Regions from separate parts of the Homo sapiens genome. Here regions 1, 2, 4, 5, 6 and 7 are each linked to region 3. Evidence: chromatin contacts called from ENCODE Hi-C or POLR2A ChIA-PET data. All regions are on one chromosome and are shown on one strand. The core of a region is the stretch at or near the end of the contact, and the rest is flanking DNA. Distances in the headings are between cores, read along the strand shown.

Evidence for each region. Hi-C counts contacts between places; a loop is a spot of excess contacts on that map. ChIA-PET counts read pairs that join two places held with the same protein, here RNA polymerase II (POLR2A). Pooled maps may share reads with other maps.
Region 1: a loop to region 3 is called in a pooled map, with 16 times the contacts of the local background. The contact joins the promoter of CHMP4B here to the promoter of RBM39 in region 3. A Hi-C loop is called at or near these places in 6 of 50 pooled maps.
Region 2: a map of naive thymus-derived CD4-positive, alpha-beta T cell shows a loop between it and region 3 (14-fold over the local background). The contact joins the promoter of RPN2 here to the promoter of RBM39 in region 3. A Hi-C loop is called at or near these places in 1 of 168 maps with a recorded cell type or tissue (naive thymus-derived CD4-positive, alpha-beta T cell), 1 of 37 single-sample maps with no recorded cell type and 8 of 50 pooled maps. POLR2A ChIA-PET finds 5 or more read pairs at or near these places in 3 of 52 experiments (CD4-positive, alpha-beta memory T cell, H1 and activated CD4-positive, alpha-beta memory T cell).
Region 4: a loop to region 3 is called in a pooled map, with 6 times the contacts of the local background. The contact joins the promoter of MANBAL here to the promoter of RBM39 in region 3. A Hi-C loop is called at or near these places in 2 of 50 pooled maps. POLR2A ChIA-PET finds 5 or more read pairs at or near these places in 3 of 52 experiments (BJ, HCT116 and activated B cell).
Region 5: a map of naive thymus-derived CD4-positive, alpha-beta T cell shows a loop between it and region 3 (35-fold over the local background). The contact joins the promoter of RALY here to the promoter of RBM39 in region 3. A Hi-C loop is called at or near these places in 2 of 168 maps with a recorded cell type or tissue (both naive thymus-derived CD4-positive, alpha-beta T cell) and 7 of 50 pooled maps. POLR2A ChIA-PET finds 5 or more read pairs at or near these places in 6 of 52 experiments (CD4-positive, alpha-beta T cell, Caco-2, activated B cell and 2 more).
Region 6: a loop to region 3 is called in a pooled map, with 8 times the contacts of the local background. The contact joins the promoter of ITCH here to the promoter of RBM39 in region 3. A Hi-C loop is called at or near these places in 1 of 37 single-sample maps with no recorded cell type and 8 of 50 pooled maps. POLR2A ChIA-PET finds 5 or more read pairs at or near these places in 1 of 52 experiments (GM10248).
Region 7: a loop to region 3 is called in a pooled map, with 7 times the contacts of the local background. The contact joins the enhancer-like site here to the promoter of RBM39 in region 3. A Hi-C loop is called at or near these places in 1 of 50 pooled maps. POLR2A ChIA-PET finds 5 or more read pairs at or near these places in 2 of 52 experiments (HepG2 and WTC11).

Annotation. Positions count from the first base shown.
Region 1 is chr20:33,809,756-33,812,664 of GRCh38, forward strand. It overlaps CHMP4B (charged multivesicular body protein 4B), which reads left to right and starts at 1,593. Exons shown (of 5, transcript NM_176812.5): 1 at 1,593-1,903. The coding sequence starts at 1,714. It overlaps ZNF341-AS1 (ZNF341 antisense RNA 1), which reads right to left and starts at 1,344. Exons shown (of 4, transcript NR_110623.1): 1 at 1,285-1,344. RefSeq lists enhancers at 1,268-1,562, 1,302-1,381, 2,148-2,909, 2,817-2,886 and a silencer at 1,442-1,721.
Region 2 is chr20:37,177,834-37,180,719 of GRCh38, forward strand. RPN2 (ribophorin II) reads left to right here and starts at 1,497. Exons shown (of 17, transcript NM_002951.5): 1 at 1,497-1,536. The coding sequence starts at 1,524. MROH8 (maestro heat like repeat family member 8) reads right to left here and starts at 1,715. Exons shown (of 25, transcript NM_152503.8): 1 at 1,556-1,715; 2 at 1,390-1,554. The coding sequence starts at 1,647. RefSeq lists enhancers at 1,055-1,614, 1,123-1,202, 1,553-1,602, 1,615-2,172 and a silencer at 1,723-1,772.
Region 3 is chr20:35,740,736-35,743,598 of GRCh38, forward strand. It overlaps RBM39 (RNA binding motif protein 39), which reads right to left and starts at 1,525. Exons shown (of 17, transcript NM_184234.3): 1 at 1,206-1,525; 2 at 89-152. The coding sequence starts at 139. RefSeq lists a silencer at 905-1,004 and enhancers at 1,265-1,414, 1,428-2,113, 1,475-1,694, 1,865-1,964.
Region 4 is chr20:37,288,294-37,291,352 of GRCh38, forward strand. It overlaps MANBAL (mannosidase beta like), which reads left to right and starts at 1,362. Exons shown (of 3, transcript NM_001003897.2): 1 at 1,362-1,393. RefSeq lists enhancers at 1,150-1,259, 1,332-2,236.
Region 5 is chr20:33,992,370-33,995,160 of GRCh38, forward strand. RALY (RALY heterogeneous nuclear ribonucleoprotein) reads left to right here and starts at 1,542. Exons shown (of 10, transcript NM_016732.3): 1 at 1,542-1,762. It overlaps RALY-AS1 (RALY antisense RNA 1), which reads right to left and starts at 1,998. Exons shown (of 2, transcript NR_109886.1): 1 at 1,836-1,998; 2 at 119-536. RefSeq lists enhancers at 443-522, 459-985 and silencers at 763-1,012, 1,183-1,292, 1,473-1,602, 1,663-1,712, 1,933-2,262.
Region 6 is chr20:34,361,996-34,365,083 of GRCh38, forward strand. It overlaps ITCH (itchy E3 ubiquitin protein ligase), which reads left to right and starts at 1,278. Exons shown (of 25, transcript NM_031483.7): 1 at 1,278-1,354. RefSeq lists a silencer at 1,583-1,812.
Region 7 is chr20:37,335,417-37,338,590 of GRCh38, forward strand. LOC105372606 (a long non-coding RNA gene) reads right to left here. Exons shown (of 2, transcript XR_936699.2): 2 at 2,024-2,517. Among named protein-coding and RNA genes, the nearest start is that of SRC, 9.1 kb to the right of the region's middle. RefSeq lists an enhancer at 904-1,403. Within about 2 kb of position 1,280, at least 15 of the 41 ENCODE cell types and tissues checked have a DNase peak (open chromatin) inside an H3K27ac peak, as active enhancers do.

The DNA of each region.
Region 1 (2,909 bases), core at 343-2,842, 1.9 Mb before region 3:
GGCTGGAGTGCAATAGCACGATTTCAGTTTACTGCAACCTCTGCCTCTCAGGTTCAAGTGATTCTCCTGCCTCAGCCTCCCAAGTAGCTGGGATTACAGGCGTGCGCCACCACGCCCAGCTAATTTTTTTATTTTTATTTTTTATTTTTAGTAGAGATGGGGTTTCACCACGTTGGCCAGGCTGGTCTCAAACTCCTGACCTCAGGTGATCCATCCGCCTAGGCCTGCCAGAGTGCTGAGATTACAGGTGTGAGCCACTGTGCCCAGCCCATCCAGTAATTTTTATATTTTGCAGTCTAAACCTATTCCTAAGTCAGTGCAACCATCCATTACTTTCAGTAAGTGGCTTGGTGCCACTGGTTTTAGGAGATTCCTTGCTGAAGCCTTTATACAGGCTCAATGCTTTCTGGGGGGTAACAGGTTGCTGTCAGTTGGAACACATTTTTTGTTCGTGTCTTCCACGTATAAGCTTAATGCTTTTTCTTTTCTTTTGTAAAAAAATTTATTTTCTTTTTTTCCCCTGTAAGTAAGGATACAACTTAATGCCTTTTCTATCTTAACTAAGCACTTATCACACACTGTGGCTGTAACTTTTGCAGTTTGAGGTACGACAGCAAAACCAGCATGAATTTCTTTTTCCTCTTTCACAATTCTAGGGCTAGAAGATTCGTTCTTACTGCAGACCTCAGTAAGCTCAGCATACGATTTTTTTTCTTAAGCTCAGAACTTCCACATTTACATTTAAAGGAAGCACTTTACAGCTTCATTTTGGCATATCCAAACTGCCAGCATTACTACTCTTGCACTTTGGGGCCATTATATAGTAAAATGAGGGTTACTCGAACCAAAGCACTGCAACACCGTGGCAGTCCATCTGATAACTCCTAAGCTGGTAAGTAACTAACAGATGGTAGAGGTATGTTGGACAAAGGGATGATTCACATTGCAGGTAGGATGGAACAGGATAGCACGAGATTTCATTAGGCCAATGGAAATTAAAAACTTATGAACTGTTTATTTCTGGAATTTTCTATTTAATACTGTCAGACCTTAGCTGGCCAAGTGAAACTACTCAAAGTAAAATCTCAGATAAGGGGGACACTACCGTACTTAACTGGAGAAGATACTGCTTTGCTTCTGTGACCACAGAATTGACAGGTTGAAATTGGAAACAACTGTTGCCTTCACGCTTTTAAGACAACTTCACATGAATATACATGTGAAGTTCAAGCATGGCAGTATCCCATACTAGCAATAAATTTTTGAGCAGTGTTGCACACTTACTGTCATTTCTCTTACTGTTCTGCCACTCCTACAGAGCGCAGGCCAAGGAGACTACATTTCCCAGAATGCCACACGCCCTTTGACCCCAGCTACAGCAAAAGACGCGCCGGGGAGCGCCTGAAGCCGGAAGACTATAGCTTCCCGGCATGCAGCACGCTTCCCCCTATTAGATTTGAGGCGCGGCCGGCGCGTTGCCCACTGGGAGTTGTAGTCAGTGGCGCGTTGCCCTGACGCCTGCCGGGCCGGGCGTGGGGGCCTGTGGGAGGTGGCGCGGCCGGGCCCAGCTGCGGGGCGGAGGCGGAGGCGGAGGAGAGGCCTGCGGCGGCAGGGAGCGGCGGGACTGGGAGCGGGCGCCGGAGCCGACCCGAGCCGAGCCGAGCCGAGCCGAGCCGGAGCGGGCGGCGAAGGCCGGCGCGGCGAGCAGCAACCATGTCGGTGTTCGGGAAGCTGTTCGGGGCTGGAGGGGGTAAGGCCGGCAAGGGCGGCCCGACCCCCCAGGAGGCCATCCAGCGGCTGCGGGACACGGAAGAGATGTTAAGCAAGAAACAGGAGTTCCTGGAGAAGAAAATCGAGCAGGAGCTGACGGCCGCCAAGAAGCACGGCACCAAAAACAAGCGCGGTGAGGCTGCCCGGCCCCTTCAGACTTGCCACGGGCTCCCCCCAGGCTCCCCGGGCCCGGACTTCACCTTCATCAGACTCGCCTCGGGGTCTGGTCTGACCCTGGAACTCTCCGGGTCAGACTTCTTGCCGGGTCTGGGACCCCCTCCCCGACTCCCTTCAATGTCTCCCCGATCCCTGGACTTTTCCATCGTCAGACTTATTCTGCCCTCTCCCCTCAGCCTCTCTCCACCCCGCCAGGTCCCTTCAGACCCCAATCTCACAGCACTTTCCTCCGCCCTCACTCTGTCCCTTTCTCTTCCGCCTTTTCCTTCTCGCCTCACCCACCTGCCTAGCTACTGCCCCTGCCTCCTCCTCGGCTCATTTCTGCCCCCATCCTAGCATTTCTGTGCTTCCTGGTCCTACCTGTGCCCTCTCCCGACTCCTCGGTGGAATCTGTGAGCTGCCCCTTGGCCTCTCCCCTGTCCTCTTGTCTCAGAATTCTCGTTGAAAAGCCTCCTTGCTGGAGAGAAAAGGGGACTGGGGGAGATGAGACCCCCGATTCCTGCTCTATTCACTTGCTGAGTGAACTTGAGCAAGTTGCTTTCCCTTTGAGGCCTCAGTTTCCCCATCCGTCAGCCAGAGTTCGGCCTCTGTTGAGGCCTAAGGTGTTTTCCAGCGTTGTGATTCACTTTTTGTTGCCTCGTAGCTTGACCTTACCAAAGTTTCCCGTGGCGCAAGCCTTCACCCCATGACTCACCGCTTCCCCATCCGTCTGAACCAGAAATAGAGACTCCCGACTGCTCCCCAGTCCCCACTACTAGGATTCAGGGCCCCAGTATTGAATCTTGAGGCACTGCTTACTTTACTTCCTGTTGTCGTATGGCTTTCTGGGCATTCCAAGTGCTTTGTGTTTTTCTTAAGTGAGATGAATGTGAAAATGCTTTAAAACTGTAAAGCAGTTTAGAAATGTTTGCTTTTTCTTGTTATGGCCATGTGAGAGTGAATCACAGAACGACATCCCTTCC
Region 2 (2,886 bases), core at 247-2,746, 1.4 Mb after region 3:
AAATATCCACATAAGGCTAGTGGCTATCATAACAGACACAGAAAGAACTGACTCTCTCCCATGCGGGATAACATTTGGGACAATAATAACGTTAATAAGAGTTATATTGTGCATACTTTATATGTTCATAAAACTGTAGTTAAAAGCACAGATTCTGGAGTCAGCTGCCTAGGTTCAAATCTGTTTCCTTCTCTTTAAAATGGGATTAGCCTGTAATCTCAGCACTTTGGGAGGCTAAGGCCGAAGGATCCTTTGAGCCCGAGTTCCAGACCAGCCTGGGCAACAAAGCGAGACGCGGTATCTACCAAAAATAATTTTAAAGATTAGCTGGGCGTGGTGTCGCAAGGCAGCAGTCCCAGCTACTCCGGAGGCTGAGGCGGGAGGGAAGATTGCTTGAGCCCAGGATGTCGAGGCTGCAGTAAGCTGTGATCGCACCACTGCACTCCAGCCTGGGCGACAGAGCAAGATCCCGTATCAATAAAAAAGGAAAGAAAAGAAATAATGCTTGTAGAGCGTTCGGCACAGTGTCGGGTTATACTGTAAACATTCAGTAGTTGGCGCTAGTTATTAGAGCGGTGTTCCTGGATGAGCCACCTCCATGTTGAGCCTGTAAAACTGGCCTAATATGTTCTCTATGAGTCACTGCATTGCTCTGCAAATCAGATAAAACGTCACTCGTAGGTCAGTTATTAACAACCCCACTGATAATCTTTGGAAAAAACTGACATAATTTTCTTTTTCTTTTTTTTTTGGTGAGACGGAGATTTACTCGTTGCCCAGGCTGGAGTGCAATGGCGCGATCTTGGCTCACCGCATCCTCCGCCTCCCAGGTCCAAGCGATTCTCCTGCCTCAGGCTCCCGAGTAGCTGGGATTACAGGCATGTGTGACCACGCCCGGCTAATTTTGTATTTTTAGTAGAGACGGGGTTTCACCGTGTTGCCCAGGCTGATCTCGAACTCCTCACCTCAGGTAATCCGCCCGCCTCGGCCTCCCAAAGTTCTGGGATTACAGGCGTGAGCCACTGCGCCCGGCCAGAAACTGCCACAATTTTCTAAAGAGGAAAAAAAAATCCCTTCTAAGCTATCCCCTCCCGACGAGACCCTTCCTGTTCCTTTAAAATGGGCCGGGCAGCAGAAAGACGAGTGAGTGACAGCAGACAGGCCAATCAGAAGCGGCCCCGTCTCGGGCCCACCCCGAGGCCTGGCCCAACCGCGTCCCGGTAGCTCCCGGAATAGGAGCGTTGCGAGACGGTCGGTTCCAAGTGGGCCTGGGCGCGGGGGAGAGGCGGGTCTGTCCTCGGGAACTGCAAGGCCCTGTGAGCGGGAGGACTGGGATCCCGGCCGCGGCTGCTGGAAGCGTCGAAGCTCAGCGGGGCCGCGGACACTGACCTGTGCTTAGAACTCATCCTGGCCCGCAGAGCCTGCCGCGAGTCCCTGGCGTCCCCTGTGGCGGGCTCTTGGAGCCACTTTCCCGAGCGGAAGTCAGCCCGCGGCTCGGACTCCGGCGGGACCTGCTCGGAGGAATGGCGCCGCCGGGTGAGGAGTTGCGCGTGGCTTTGGGGAGAGGGCTGTCGCCCGCGGGAGGTTACTAGTCGCCGCTCGAGAGCCGGCCAGGCGGGATCCCCTTCCCCTGCGGGACAGGGGCATGGGCACAAGCTCTGGCTGGGGCGCTCTCGGATCGAGGGTCCGAAGGAGGGCTGCGAGCTGGTGGGAGTGCCCGCGACCTGGCGGGGTTGGTGCCTGGGGGAGGGGTGCAGCGCGGAGCTACGGGTCGCCCCGAGGCTCAGCCGTGGGGACCGCGGACGCGCTTAGCCTAGGTCTGGCCTCATTCATTTCACTCGCGCGGGCTTCTGGGCCAGGCGGCCTAAGGTTCTGGTCCCGGCGCTGCCCCTTACTCCGTGTGAGGTTTTGGGCAGATTGTCCTTCTTTGTGCTGTAGTTTCCCATTCAGTGAAAGGGGCAAAGAAAACCCTCACTTCTCTCTGGGAGCCTGGAGCATAAGTTCTCAAGTGACACTCTAGGTGCAAACTTGCAGTCGGCCACGTATTCATTGTGTAACCCAAAGCAGGTTACTTAACCCCTCTACACCTCAGTTTCTCATCTGTAAAATAAGTTAGTCAAATTAGTCACGTTATCTGCCTCGTTGAGTTGCTTTATTAAGTGAAATAATCTTCGTGCTTAGTTTAGAACAGTGCATGGCCCTAGGTAAGAACTAAGTTAACTGCATTGGAAGTTACTGAGTAGACGCTGTGCAGGGTGGAATTTCATGTAGCCTCATCGTAACTTTGGAAGCATGTACTCTTGTTACTACCATTTGACAGATGAGAAGTTGGAATCCCACGGAAGGGAACTTACTTGCCCAGGGTGACACATGAATGAGTCAGTGGCTCACCGTTTCATTATTTGAGAAGTTCAGGATAGTAAAGTGGTTAAAAGCAGACTTTGGATTCAAATTGCCTGAAGTTTGATTTTCAGTGATGTGTCCTAGGGCAGGTAACTACTTCTGAGCCTTACTTTCCTGGTCTGTGAAATGCAGAAAATAGCCACCTTGCTTAGATGTTGTGAGGATTTAATGATTTGGTGTGTGCAAAGCACAGCATAGCGTGGGCATACCTAACATATTAAGTGCTCAACTTTTAGTCAGAAAAGTTACTGCTCTCGTTAACATGGAGTGAGAAGATTAGGATTCTGACACAGGTGCTGTTTTAGGGGAATTTACGGTCTAGGTGGGAAAATGCTAGTCGCAGCCATTCACTAGATCTTCATATATTGGGTACCCGCCTGTGCACAAGGCATTGGGGATTCAGCATTAGTATCTTGACTCCGCTCTCTCTTAGGTCTTTCTGTCCATTAGCAGTTTCTGATAGGCTTTGACTTTGAATTCTAG
Region 3 (2,863 bases), core at 275-2,774:
GGGGAGGTTAGTTTACATTTCAGCAGTAGTTTCGTGAATAATGCTAAATTAAGAAATATATAAACCTCACCGACATGTTTTTTCTCACCTTCTTGTAAGGAGCCTCAAGCATTGCTTCAATATCAATATCGTCTGCCATTTTCTCTAAACGCCTAGGAAGAGAACAAGACAATTTCTTGAGTAAACATTTCTCTTACAATGTGAAACAAGTTTCACTCTTGTTGCCTATATCGTCTAACATTTTCTCTAAACGCCTAGGAAAAGAACAAGACGATTCCGTGAGTAAACATTTTTCTTTTTTTTTTTTTTTTTTTTTGAGACGGAGTTTCGCTCTAGTTGCCCAGGCTGAAGTGCAGTAGCGCGATCTCGGCTCACTGCAAGCTCCGCCTCCCAGGTTCCAGCGATCCTACCACCTCACCTCCCGAATAGCTGGGATCACAGGCGCCTGCCACCACGCCCGGCTAATTTTTGTATTTTTGGTAGAGACGGGGTTTCACCATGTTGATGAGGTTGGTCTCGAACTCCTAACCTCAAGTGATCCGCCTGCCTCTGCCTCCCAAACTGCTGGGATTACAGGCGTGAGCCACCGCGCCCGGCCTGGTAAACGTTTTTCAAATCGACTGAATTTTTCTTCTCAGCCGACACACTCGAAAACTTAAGAAAAACCTCCAAAAGCCCTACAATTAATGACTAAAGTGACATGCACTTTAACCAGGTTTGGCTTACGTAAGTAAATCCAAAACGCCTCTTACACGAAACACACGAAAATGAAGACTTCAATATCCAATATTTAAAACTCTGCTGTCAACTCCAAAAACAGAAACTGGGAGACCCGAACGAGAGCGCCTCTTTCCGGGCAAAAACCCGCGCTGCCATTTTAGGGGCAAAGAGAAACTCCCTCCATTGGGAGGGGTTATGAGCCAAGGCAGCGTTCAACTGGCGCCATGTTGGGAGGTCGCGGCCGGCCCAGGCCTCGAAGGAGACAGGTCACCATTCTACCGCGGCCTCTCGGGGGTCCCTACCGCCCCAAGAATCCAGACTATACCCGACTGGAAAATAAGGGCGCGGTCACTGAAACAGGGCCGATTTCTCGAAAACCACCCCCCACCCCGGTCGCTAAAGACCTCCAAAAGCGCCCCTCAGCCCAAAATGGAGCCAAACCTCGAGAAAGCTGAGATAATACGCGGGTCCGCAACGCCCCGTACCTGTTCCGGCCTTCGGGCGCCTGTGGTGCTCGTGTTCGGGAAGAGATTGCTGCTGCTGCTGCTGCTGCTGCCGCCGCCGCCGCTTCTGTTGCTACTGTTAAGCCCCTAGGCCCAGGCCGCGGAACCGCCCAGCCCGAATATCGGGTTCCAAGGACGGCTAGGCCCGAGAGAATCTAAAAAAAACAATGGAATTAGAGAAGCCCACGCGGGAGAGCAGGACGGCGGCTTCGGCAGCTCAGGATCCACCCCTGCGACAGCGTCGACAAGCTCCCTGAAATGGCGGCCGCTGCTTCCCTGTACTCACATTCACCAGCACACATACACACACACAAACACACGGGGCCTCACAGAGCCCTCAGCACGGGCTCTCGCGAGAAGCTGCCCCAAGCTCCAAATTTGAGCGGCCGAAGTATCGCGAGACCTAAGTATGGCTCCGGCGACCGTAGCCCAATCTCGCGCAATGATTGCGCCACAGATATTCCCATCCCCCATTCAGTGAGGCGCCTTTCACTCCCCCTCCGCGTAAGCACCCAAATCTCGCGAGACAGAGCGGGTCTCTAGGGCAAAGACAGTTGGTAGGCTGCCTGTCAATCTTTCAGAGAGCTCTTCGCTGAGTGGAGCTCAGCGGTCACCTCCCCCTCGTGGCGCCTCCTCACGGCCATCTGAAGATTCCTCCGGCACAGCCGATCGCCCCCGCTCCGGCCTCCCACACAGATGGCTGTCAAGGTCGCCATAAGGCAACCTAGTCCTTATGGCGATAGGATAAAACGGCCATATTCAGATTATCCGCTGAGGGTGGAGAGGAAGTGGAAAAGTGTATCAGAAGGCCAGAAGAAGAGATCTTTAGGGGTAGGGGGAGAGGGGGAGATAATAAAAATAGATTTCCCTGTCATTTGGAGCCAATGGCGCGGCCTCCACTGTCGAGCTTTGAAACAACCTTGGAAATAGTGGAGAAAAGCAAAAAAAAGGTGGAAAAAATAAACTCTTGCTTCCCTTGGCATGGGATCAGTTTTGTGCCCCGAATTTAATCAGCTCTTGTGTCAGGGTTGCTACCGTTCCTTCAAAAATGTTCCCCTTCCTGAATATTACTGGACGATTTGGTGAAAAAATAAGACACCCCCCCAACAAAAAAAAAAAGGCCCCCTTCCCCCTGGGACCTGGCTCCTCTCCCCTGAAGTCTTCTAGATGCCAGGTAATTAGAGTATGAATTAGCCATTTGTTCTTTGGTCAGTACTGTGTGAGGTTTCCTCCTAGATGCTGGGAAAAAAAACTGGAAAGAAGTCTTCAAAGCAAAAATCTTACCCTCTAATCTTAACAGTCTAATGATTGAGGGCAGAAAAGATTGGAAATGAGACGCCTTGATTAGTGTAACTAGCTGCTGCAACACTGTGTGACCTTGGACAAGCAAATTAACCTCTCAGAGGGGATCTTTCATTTCCTGATTTAAAAGAGGACGTACTTAGTAGCTAGTCTAAGCTACTTGAGACTGAGGAAGGCAGGTAATGCTCAGTACTGAATTTTTAGAGGTTAGCAGGGCATGTCTGCCCAAGTGGACCCTCAGTAAATTAATGAATGAAGGCTCAGAAGGGCTATAGTGAAGATTAAATGATATAATGTCTGTAAAACGCCTGGTAAATATTTGATCTTCAAAACAGCTA
Region 4 (3,059 bases), core at 112-2,611, 1.5 Mb after region 3:
AACATGGATTCCCCATGAGCAATCAAGACAGAGGAAAGAGGAAGTTGCAATGTCTTTTATGACTTTATCTTGGAACTCGTGCTCCAAGATTTCCGCAATATCCTATGGGTTATACAGGTCAGTCTTATTCTTGGTGGGAGGTGACTACAGAGGGGTATGGATATCAGGAGCCAAGAATCGTCAGGGTTTATGGTGGAGGCTGGTTATCACACTCTCATCTAGGTTTCTTTTTCTCCTACTACTTGCCCCCCACCCCTTCTTAATCATGGAACACTGTTCTTTGCCTTCAAAAAACTTATCCTGTTATATGATTACACATTCATTTAATTAGTCTGTCTCCCTCCAACGGACTGTAAGCACCACAAGGGCAGAGACTGTATGTGTCTGCTTTAGCACTGTGTCCTCAGTTACAAGGACAAAGCATAGAGTACGCGCTCAGTGAATGCTTTTTGAATGAATTATAATGATTTGCTTCTGTCTGAATTACAAGAGGTGTTTCTGTTTGTCTCCTCTCTGCATTGTAGGCTCCTAGCTCAGGACCTGGCATAAAATTAAGGAAATGAACGTGAGAAACACTTTTGAAATAGTGACAACACATCCAGATGAACATTTTGCAGGACAGCTACACACCCGTTTTAGCTCACCAGCTACCAGTTGTGACTGTGCTCTGCTCTGGGAGATGGCTTAGCTTTGCATAGGACAAAATTCTAATCTAGTTTCGCGCAGTTCTTACGAATTTGTTACAATGAGACGGGCCAAGCTATACAGCCCATTGCGATGAATAAGTAACTTTTTTTTTTTTTTTTTTTTTTTTTTGAGGAAGAGTCTCATTCTGTCGCCCAGGCTGGAGTGCAGTGGCGCGATCTCGGCTCACTGCAACTTCTGCCTCCCGGGATTCAAGAGATTCTCTTGCCTCAGCCTCCCAAGCAGCTGGGATTACAGGCGCCCGCCACCACGCCCGGCTAATTTTTGTATTTTTGGTAGAGACGGGGTTTCACCATGTTGACCAGGCTGGTCTCGAACTCCTGACCTCAAGTGATCCGTCCGCCTCGGCCTCCCAAAGTGCTGGGATTACAGGCGTGAGCCACCGTGCCCAGCCCCGAGAAGTAATTTCTTTTGTTTTCTTTTTAATTAAACAAAAATGTTGCTGAAACGAGCTGAGTGATATAGGAGCTTAAAGAATTGACAAGCTCTAGATTTCATTTCCCCAAACCTCTTTGTCCAGCTCGAACCCACAGAACAGGGACAAAAGTCGACAAAACCCAGCGGTGCCTCACCCAGAAACCTGGCAACGCGGGCGGAACAGAGCCGGTTGGTTGCTCAGTGCGCGTCACTTCCGGGACTCAGGGTCGCAGGGAACTACTTCCGGGGGAGCGGCGCGGCGGCGCGGGAGGTGAGTGCCGCAGCTTTGCGGTGGGGTGGGAACCGAGAGAGAGCCGTCCTCGGTGCGGTGGCCTGGCTTTCCCGGCCGGCCTGTCTCCAGCGGCGCCGCTTGGTGGGCCCGGCTGTCGCTCCGCTCAGGGCCTGAATACGTTCCCTCGGCGGTTGTTCGAAAGTTACTTCCGGAGGGGAATTTGAGCCCCCCGGGAGGCGGAGGGCCTCGCCTGGGGCAGCCCTGCGCTTTCGTGCGGAGGCTGGGCCAGAACCCAGGGCTCCTCATGGCCTGGTCCGGGCCTTTCCTCCCACGGGTGGAGCAGTAGGAGAACCCTGAGCTCCAGAGTGAATCTGGCCAGGGTTCGAATCCGTATGGCTCTCTTACCGTGGGCAAGTCACGGTTCCTCTCTGGCCCTCAGTTTCGTCTTCTAAAATGGACATACACGCTTGTACTGCGGGGTAAACCGAGGTGGTGAATGTAAAGCCCTTAGTAGGTGCACAGTCCATGTTTGTTGTACGAATTCTAAGAGAAGCGAGAAATGAATATGAGAAACATTTTTAAAATGGTGACAACACATTTAGATTAATAATTATATTTTGCAGGGCATCTGCACACCAGTTTCAGCCCACCGGCTACCAGTGTGACTTTGCCCAGAGAGGTGGCTTAGCTTTGCATTCTAATCTAGTTTTGCGTGGTTCTTAGGAATTTGTTTTAATGGGACGGGCCAGGCTGTACAACCCATTGCCATAAAGCGGTAACTTCTTTTTCTTTCCTTTTTTTTTTTTTAAAGCCATTCTATTTATTTATTTAGAGACGGAGTCTCTCTCTCGTCCACGCTGAAGGGCAGTGGCGGGATCTTGGCTCACTGCAACCTCCGCTTCTTGGGTTCAAGCGATTCTCCTGCCTCAGCTTTCCGAATAGCTGGGATTACAGACGTGTGCCACCACGCCCGGCTAATTTTTGTATCTTTAGTAAAGACAGGGTTTCACCATGTTGGCCAGGCTGGTCTCAAACTCCCGACCTCAGGTGATCCACCCGCCTCGGCCTCCCAGAGTGTTGGGATTATAGGCGGGAGCCACCACACCCGGCTTTTTTTTCTTTTTAATTAAAAAAAAGTTGAAATAGAGATGGAGTCTCACTATGTTTTCCTGCCTGGTCTTGAACTCCTGGAGGCAAGATATCCTTCCTCCTGGACCTCCCAAAGTGTTTGGGATTACTGGCAAGAGCCACTGTGCCTGGCCTAAAACAGTAACTTCTGACACTGGTTTCTATTCCCCAGTCTGTTTTCAGCTGAATTTTCACAATAGAATTTAAAGTTACTTCATTAGAAGCCAAGAATGGCCTACCAGCACAGTACACAACATTGGGAGATGAAGGCCTGTGGCAGTCGTGAAATCTGAGTTTTTCAGTCTTAAGAGAAGATTTAGTATTTGCTAAGTCTTGAGAGCTATACTTGTCTCAGTGGTTTTTTATTTATTTGTTTTGAAATGTTGACCCATTCTTTTTTTCCCCAATAACCTTTTTGTTTTAGAATAATTTTAGATTTACAAAGTTATCGCAAAGATACTTCAGTGAGTGCCCATATAGCCCACGTTTCCCCTATTACTAATATCTGAAATGTCACAATTACTGAACCAATATTGATACATTATTATTAACTCTAATCTGTACTTTATTCACATTT
Region 5 (2,791 bases), core at 292-2,791, 1.7 Mb before region 3:
CAGGAGGCAGAGGTTGCAGAGAGCCGAGATCGTGCCACTGCACTCCAGCCTAGGCGACAGAGCTAGACTCCGCCTCAAAAAACACACAAACAATGAACAGACAAATAAATGACAGAACAAGAAGACAAACTAGAGAACATCTTGAGACAAGGTGTTCAGGGAAGAGTTCTTTTGAGAAGGTGATATTAAAGCGAGTTTGGGGAAGAACGTCCCAGGCCTTGCGCTCAGGGTCGTCAACTCTTTGATTTCTCTTCCTTTTGAAGCAGGGCAGGGAGGTCATCAAACAACAGAAGGACAATTATAACTGCTGGTATGGCAAAGCCAGGACTCTGAATTCAAACTCTGCTCCATTCTCAGGAATCCCGTCTGTTAAGCAGGTTCTGGGGAAGCGATGTGAGTCATGAAATCACAGGTCGGAGGAGGCATCGAGAATATGGTCAGTTCTCAACTTTCAGGGAAATCCATAGCTGAGGAATGAAGGACAACGGGCTTCTCGTGCTCTCACTAGGAAGACTGGTTCACCGGAGGCTGGAACACTGAAAGTGAGAAATCCCGACAGGAGAAATGTGTAGGAGAGAGGACTAGCACCTGGATCAAGTTATAAAACATCTCCTGCATCTTTTTCGGAGATCACCCTTAGCGCGGCCTCTCCGCCCAGTCCCAGATTAGGCAGCGAAGAGCGACCCTCACCTTGTCTAGGTGGCACGTTCCTTAAAAGCGAAAGGACCAGGAGTTTCTTCCTGCCTCGTCTCTTCCGGATCCCTCCTGCACCGCCCACAGCCTGCAGATTTGAGCGCCATCTCCAGGCCCCGCCCACCTCAAGCACCACCCCTCAGTCCTTCCTTGGGGCACGCCTCCTTCCGGCACCCGCCCAGAGTAGCCACCCCCGGGGCCCCTCCTCCCCTCCCTGCTTCCGGGCCCGCCTCCTTCAGGCCCGCTTCCATCTTCCTCCCACTCTAAGCTTCTCTTCAGCCCCGCCTCCCTCCACCCGTGGCTCCGCCCTCTGGGCGATTCTCCATTTAGCCCCGCCCACAGCATCTCCTTTCAAGCGCTGTCCTGGTTCCCGGCTCTCCATCTCCTGCACGGCCTTCCCCACTGGTCCGGCGACCCTCTTCCCAGGGCCTCATCACCATCTTAGCTCCGCCCCTACTTCGGCTCCAAACCTGTGCAAGCTGCCCTCTTCCCGCCCCAGCCCCGCCTCCCCAAGCCGCGTCTCAGTCCCTCCTCCCTTTCAGGCCCCACCCTGGCCCCGCCTTCCTCCCGTCCCCGCCGAAGCTCTGGACCTTTCCAAAGCCAGGCTGAGAGGGTGGGGAGAGCCCATGCGCCTGGGAAGCCGGGCTGTTTCTGGGCGGGGCTGCAGACTCCTCGTGCTCGTGTCACCGTGTCCTTCCCAGGAGACAGAGAAGGAGGAGAGCCCGGAACCAGGGCCGGAGCGGCGGGCGGAGCCGAGCTGCGGGGAGCCGCTCCGGGTGCCCCCACCCCCGCGCGCCTCAGTGGTGCCGGCCGAGGGCAGGGCTCGCGGTTGCGGGGCTCGCGCCGCTGTCAGTGCGGCGGGGCGCGCGAGCGGCGCCAGCTCGGGGCAGCGGAACCCAGAGAAGCTGAGGGGGCGGTAGCGGCGGCGACGGCGACGACGACGACTCCCGCGCGTGTGCCCAGCCTCTTCCCGCCGCAGCCGCCCTTTTCCTCCCTCCCTTACGTCCCCGAGTGCGGCAGTACCGCCTCCTTCCCAGCCGCGCGGCTTCCTCCAGACCTCTCGGCGCGGGTGAGTGGGGACTGCGGGCGTCTCCTTAGGGGTGCGGGGAGGGTGTGTGCTTTGTGCCTTTCCGTTCACTCACTTCTTCCGGCAGGCCGCTGCCTATTTTTAGAAACTTATTTCTGCCCTTCGGGGAGTCCCGGGAGCCCGAGTAACTCTAGGCCCCCTCCGCCGCTCCTTTCTCCCACTCGGACCCGCCGCCCCGGGTCCCCGGCCCCAGCCCTCCGCGCCCGGTCCTGCTCCCGGCGTTCCCTGTCTGCTCTCTCCGCGGGCCAAGTCTGGGCCAGTAGTTGGCTGGGTGGGCCCGCGCCCGCTCGGAAGTTGGAGTCTTTTGTGCTCGTGCCCCGCCCCGCCCGGCGAGGGGCGGAGGGAGGGGAACGGAGGCTGCTCCGGGGAGGCCGCAGGCGGGCCCGGCCGCGGCTGCTTCCGGCTCTCCTAACCCGGACTGGGTCTACGGGCTCCCGGAGGCGCGCAGAGCTTGTCCTGCCTCGGCTCCCGCCTCTTCTGGGCTCTTTGCACGCCTTGGGCTCGGAGAGAAACAACAACGGGCCCTCGAACTGGGGCCGTATCCGCGTTTCACTCAGCCTCCTTGGCGGCCGAGTCTTAGTTTGCCTCTCGGTGACATGGGGGGAAAGAAGGAAACTCGCTTTGCGGGGTGTTCGTGGATTCAGGGAGGGAACTAATATGTGAAAGAAGTGTTTAACACCGACAGGGAACATTTAATGAGACTTCACCCAGGAACTTCCCAAGCCTTATTTCATTTAATGTTCACAACGGCCTTCTGGTTTATCCTCATTTACAAAAGCAGAAATTAAGGCGCAGAGGGGTCAAGTAATTTTCTCCAAGTCACAGTAGCCACAGAAGTGCAAAGGAGTGGTGCCAGTACCTATTATTTATTAATATTTCCTGGTGTGAGCATGTATCATCTCTTAGTGCAGAGGGTATTTTTACCTAGCCTTGGGTCACACCATTTAATTAGGGGCATAACTCTGGGTTTTCCCTGACTTCTGGGCCGTTGTCCACTATACTGTGGATGAA
Region 6 (3,088 bases), core at 28-2,527, 1.4 Mb before region 3:
CATTAGGAGGAAACAGGCTAAACAGTAATAGCAAAGGTCACTAAGTATTGAGCACTTAGTCATACCTCTGAGTCTCTGCCTGCATAGCCTATTATTTCTCACAAGCAATCCATGAAGAAGGTTAAGACAACGGACTTTCACGCCAGACTGCCTGGGTTCTTATCAAGTATGTGACTTAGTTTATATATTTGTAAAATGGGGATAATAATGGTATTTCTGTAATAGGTTTGTTGTGAGAATAAAGGGAGCTTGGTATCAGCTCTTAGAATACCGGACAGGCCACGTTGGCTCCACTAAGCTGTTGTCATCATCCCTAAGGGCACCCAGTTAAAAGGTAGAAAAGGGAGGATTTGAATCCGGTCAGTGTAACTCTCAAGTGTACATTTTTTTTCTTTTATTTTCTTTTTAACCACGCCCTTTAATGTACATTGTTAAAGGCTAAGCCAGGCCAGGTGCAGTGGCTCACATCTGTAATCTCAGCGATTGGGAGGCCCGAGGAGGGAGTATCGCTTGAGCCCAGGAGCTGGAGACCAGCCTGGGCAACATGGCGACACCGTGGCCCTATTCCCGCCCCATCCCATCCGCACTCCACCCCATCCCCATCTCTACAAAGAATAGAACAAAATTAGTCGGGTGTGGTGGTGCTCAACTGCTGTCCCAGCTACTCAGGAAGCCCAGGTGGGAGGCTCGCTTGAGCCCAGGAGTGTGAGGCTGTAGTGAGCTATGACTGCACCACTGCACTCCAGCCTGGGTGAAGGGTGAGACCTTATCTCAAAAAGAAGAAAAAAAAAGAAAAGGAAAAGAAAAAGAAAAAAGAACAACTAAGTTATAAACTAAGCTATATAGCCCATTGGTTCTCAAATTATGATTTCACTCACTAGCAGTATCACTAGACAGCTTGTTGGACATGCAAATTATCAGACCCTATCCTCCTATGCCAGATCTTCTGATCAGAAACTCTGGGGGTGGGGGTCAGCAGTGTAAGTTTTAATAAGCTCTCTAGGTGATTCTGATGCACACCATAGTTTGAGAATCACAGTCCTTATAGGCTCTGGTGGGCGGGGTGTTAAAAAAAAAAAAAAGCCTGGAGGTGCTGGGAGCCGCTCGCGCCCATCTCACCTGGAGCTGAGGAAAACTGGGATTTAACTGATTTACCACCGCAGCCAGCTCTTCAAGCCAGGGGCGGGCCGGACGGCTGGCGCGCAAGGCCTGCTGGGGCTTGTAGTCTAGACCACTTCCGCGCTCAGGCGCCTGCGCTTTAGCTGCTAACTCGCTCTAGTAGCTGTGGTCGGGGCTCGGGACCGGCTGCCATCTTAGTCTAGGGACTGAGGAGTCGCCGCCGCCCCGAGTCCCGGTAAACCCCCGTGGGCGAACTCGGGGCAGTTCTCGGGAGAGGGAGGGAGTCCGGATGAGAATGTTCGGGGAGAACAAGGGTAGAGGAGTGGGACGCGCGGTTCGGGACCCCAGAGCCGCGGCTGCTCCTTCTTCCAGAGCCGGTGTCTGTCGGGGGCGCGGGGAGCTCGGGCTACTGGCCCGGGCCGGGCGGTGGGGGTGGGCTGTCTGGACGTTCGGAGGGATCAGTGTCTGGCACAGGCTTCCGGAGGCCTTCGCCTCGCGGGCTCCAAGTTGTGAAAGGGCTGGGCCACGACGGGCGTGGGTACCGTCCGGCCCCTCGCCCCTCAGCCCCGCCTGGGGCCACTCTCCAGCGGTTCGGCCTACGCGCGGGGCCCGGCGGCGGGGCCGGCGCGGGCGACGTGGCCCTGTGAGGGGCGGCGGCCGGGTCCCCCGCCACCCAGCTGGCCTTCTCGAGACTTTTCCGAGCCCCCAGTCGCTAGAAGGGCCCAGCACAGCGGCTGCCTCCCCTTCTCTCTCCCACTCGCCTCCTCCTTCCATTGTCCCCCCGGCGTGGTGGTCCCGGCTCCGGCGCCCTCCCCGACGTCCGCCACCGTCGTGGCGGCGCCGACTTTTGCAGACGTGGAGCTGTCACTGCCCTTCCTCCGGAGAGTGCCCTTTTCTTTAGCAGAGAAAAGAAAAAAGTAGCCGTTGAACGTATTCTAAGGGTCGAAGCATGATGACATGACTTTTAAGTGGAGAACTCAAGTTTTCCAAGACAGTTCCCGTCCGCGACAGAAAAGAGAATCGCAGAATTTGTGCGCCCGAAGTAGACGCTGGGCCTAAAGTTAGTTGGACATGTAACCAGGTGAACTTGTAAAGGGCCAGGAATTCATTATCCCCAATAACAACGCAACCTTGTTTTCTTGGTTGTATTCGTATCCTAATCTTATTACATTTTCTGCCATTCTTCCACAGCTACAGTATACTTGGTTTGGAGTGGGGGATGGGGAATTGTGGGATTTTTGCCTTGAAAATTAGTAAGACCCTGGAGCCAGCCACCCACTTAGGTGGGTTCTCCTGCATCTTTTCCTGATAGAATTCGATCTTCAGGAAGTATGTAAAGGCAGTGTATTTCCATTCTCAAAATCGGCTAAGGAATGGTTTATCAGTTGAGGTGAAGTTCTCATGGCAGATCTGCTGAGAGCTTGCTATGTGTATTTACAGGTTTATTTAAGCTACGATTTATTTTTAAAATTAAGAAATGGGCCGGGTGCTGTGTGTGGCTCACGCCTGTAATCCTAGCACTTTGGGAGGCCGAGGCGGGCAGATCATGAGGTCAGGAGTTCGAGACCATCCTGACCAACATGGTGAAACCCCGTCTCTACTAAAAATACAAAAAAAAAAAAAAAAAAATCCTGGGCGTGGTGGCGCGCGCCTGTAGTCCCAGCTACTAGGGAGGCTGAGGCAGGAGAATGGCTTGAACCCGGGAGGTGGAGGCTGCAGTGAGCCGAGATCTCGCTGCTGCACTCCAGCCTGGGCGACAGAGCGAGACTCCGCCTCAAAAAAAAAAAAAAAAAAAAAGCAATGGGATGGGTGTGGTGGCTCACGCCTGTAATCCCAGCAATTTGGGAGGCCGAGGTGGGCGGATTACGTGAGCCCAGGAATTGGAGATCAGCCTGGGCAACATCGTGAAACCCCGTCTCTACAAAAAATACAAAGATTTGCCGGGTGTGGTGGCAGGCGCCTGTGGTCC
Region 7 (3,174 bases), core at 30-2,529, 1.6 Mb after region 3:
CATGTCAAAACATATGAATCTTTAGCTGGGCGTGGTGGTGTGCGCCTGTAGTCCCCGCTATTCAGAGGCTGAGGTGGGAGGATCTCTTGAGCCCCGGAGGTTGAGGCTGCAGCGAGTCGTGATTGTGCCATTGCACTCCAGCCTAGGCAACAGAACAAGACCTTTTCTCAAAAGAACTAAAAAAGAAAATAAAAGTTATGTGGATCTACATTATTAATTTTAAGGCCGTCATAATTATCTACTTTATTAATGGACTTGTCCGGCTGCACCAGAAATGATAATAATATGCATTCACTGGGTATCTAGCATGTGTGTCATTACACAGCCATATGAGGTGTGTACAAGTATCCCCGTTTTACCAATGAGAGAAGTGAGAGTCGGGGGTTAATGACCTCCAAGGCCACACAGCTACCGAGGCAGGATTCAAACCCAGGTCTGCTCTTAACCGTGATGTTCAGCCACCCGGCAGGTCCCTCCCACTGACCCCTATATTTGTTTCTGCAAAAAAATTCTGATGAGTCAGAGCCCCGTGTGTGCATTTTACCAGTTCCACTTGGAGGGAAACTTTATTTGCAGGGCATTACATTGGGGCAGGAAGGGTTGGGGGAGCAGACATCACCATCCCTCCAGCCTGCCCCCTGGACATCGCACTGCTTCCCTTAGCAGCTATGGAAACCACTCCGACCAGAGAGGGGAAGGGACTTGCCCAAGGCCACACTGTTCAGAGGCTGCACAGGACTGCAGTCCTGGCTTCCGATTTCCCACTGGGGTGTGGATGAAGCATGCGGGACACACGAGACATAGGGATTAGAGGCTCCAGGTCCAAAGGGCAGGGACGGTGCCAGTCTTGGTCACTCACTGCTCACTTGTCTGTCCCCAGCTCCAGCACAGGAGCTGACATGCAGGCCTGAATGGATAAAGACGATAAGGAAGGCAAGACTGGGAGGGATCTCTGTGGAAGACTTCCAGGAGGGGCCGGGGTTGGGCCAAAGGGGAGTGGGGCTTGGACCAGCAGAGAGGAGATGGTGGTACTGCGTGGGCAGGTGTGTGGAGGAGGGAGGAAACCTGGCCTGCTGAGGAGAGAAATGGGTCTGGGAGCAGGCCAGCCAGCCAGAGGGGATGAGTCTGGGCGTGGCCAGAGCAGACCAAGGAGGCTCCAGGCTCCGCCTCTGGGGCAGCCCCACTCCCCCACCAGCCCCCCGTCCCCCAGCCCCACCACAGAGCCCTGCCTGGGTAATTCCTGAACAGGAACAGAAGGAGGAAGCTGTACAAGTGACACTCAGCTGGTGAGTGGGAGGCAGGGTTTGGTTTCCTTTCCAGATGAGCCCTGGGTTTGTTCAGCCCTGGTGCGTGCCCCCACCCCTGCCCCTCCCCTGCTGTCTGTGGCCTTGGCTCAGGCACTGGTGAATCTCAGAGGCCAGGCAGGCCAGAAAGGAGCCATCCAGGCCAGGAAATGGGGAGGTCCTGTTGCGTGGGAATCCCCTGGGAGGGTGGCTTGACGTGTCCCCTTCTCTCTCGGACCAGACTGTGAGAACTGAAAGCTGGGACCGCAGCTTTCACATCCTTCCGGTGTGGCAAAGTCCTTTCCATCCTTCAGGACCCAATCTATTTTATTTTTTTACTTTGGAGATGGGATCTTGCTTTGCTGCCCAGGCTGCAGTGTAGTGGCACAATCATGGCTCACTGCAGCCTCAAACTCCTGGGCTCAAGTGATCCTCCTGCCTCAACCTCCTGAGTAGCTGGAGTACAGGCACACCTACCATGCCTGGCTAATTTTTAATCATTTTTGTAGATACGGGGCCTCGCTGTGTTGCCCAGGCTGGTCTCAAACTCCTGGGCTCAAGTGATCCTCCTGCCTCACCCTCCCAAAATGTTGGGATTACAGGCGTGAGCCATTGCACCCAGCAGAGACTCAATCTAAATGTCCCTCGTTTGGTAAACTCTCCGAGAATCCCCTATCAAGGCAAACTGACAAATGCTCCCCACCCCCGAACTCCTGTAGCACTCAGAACACACTTAAAAATAAAAAGAATCACTGTTTATTGGGTGTCCACAATGCACAGGGTCTCACATTTCACCTCCTTGTTGTACCTCTCAGCATCACTGACAGTTGGCACCATCCTTAGTTCCATTTTACTGAGCAGCTCAGTGGGGCACAGGGAGGTTGCAGGGTTGCAGGCAGTGGGGCTGGGTCTCCTGGATACCAAAGTGTGTCGCTCTCTGGCCCTCCTGCTCATAGTGTTTCAGGGTCTGTTTCCTCTTCTGGCTTGGAGCCTTCAAAGGGCAGAGTCTGTGTCCCTGGAGACCTGGCCTTGGGGAGGTGTTGACCCATGGACAAATCTTTGAACCTCCCCACCAGCCTTCACCATGATGAGGACCTAGGCTGGTGCCTTGTATACAGTAGGCTGTTACTGAATTCTTGTGACATTGAGAAAGCTTGATCTTAGTCCAGGCTCTGTCATAAACTTGCAGTTTGAGTTTGGGCAAGTCACTTCTATTCTCTGGTCCTAAGTTTCCCTGGGTTTAGAAGGAAATGTTTACAGACAAGTGTCTTAACTTCCTCCCTGTCCGAAAATTCAGTCCTTTGCTCTAGAACATGGCACATACCCCACACTCAATTTCCCTTATTATTATTGTTATATTAAGTTTTTTTTTTCTCAAGTGGGCTTGCTAGGGAATCCCTGATTATTAATATCCATGATAGTATAGTATGTTACAATTAACGAACCAATATTGATACATTATTATTAACTAAAGTCCATATTTGCTATGGAGTTCCTTAGTTTTTCCCTAATGCCTAATGTCCCCTTTTTTTTTTTTTTTTTTTTTTGAGACAGTGTCTCGATCTGTCACCTAGGCTGGAGTGCAGTGGCATGATCTCGGCTCACTGCAACCTCCACCTCCTGGGTTCCAGCTATTTTCCTGCCTTAGCCTCCTGGGTAGCTGGGATTACAGGCATGCACCGCCAAGCCTGGCTAATTTTTGTATTTTTAGCAGAGATGGGGTTTCACCGTATTGGCCAGGCTGTTCTCGAACTCCTGATTTCAGGTGTTCCACCTGCTTTGGCCTCCCAAAGTGCTGGGATTCCAGGCATGAGCCACTGCGCCTGGCACCTATGTCCTTTTTCTGTCCCAGGATCATGTCTCCTCTTGGCTTTGATAGTTTCTCGGACTT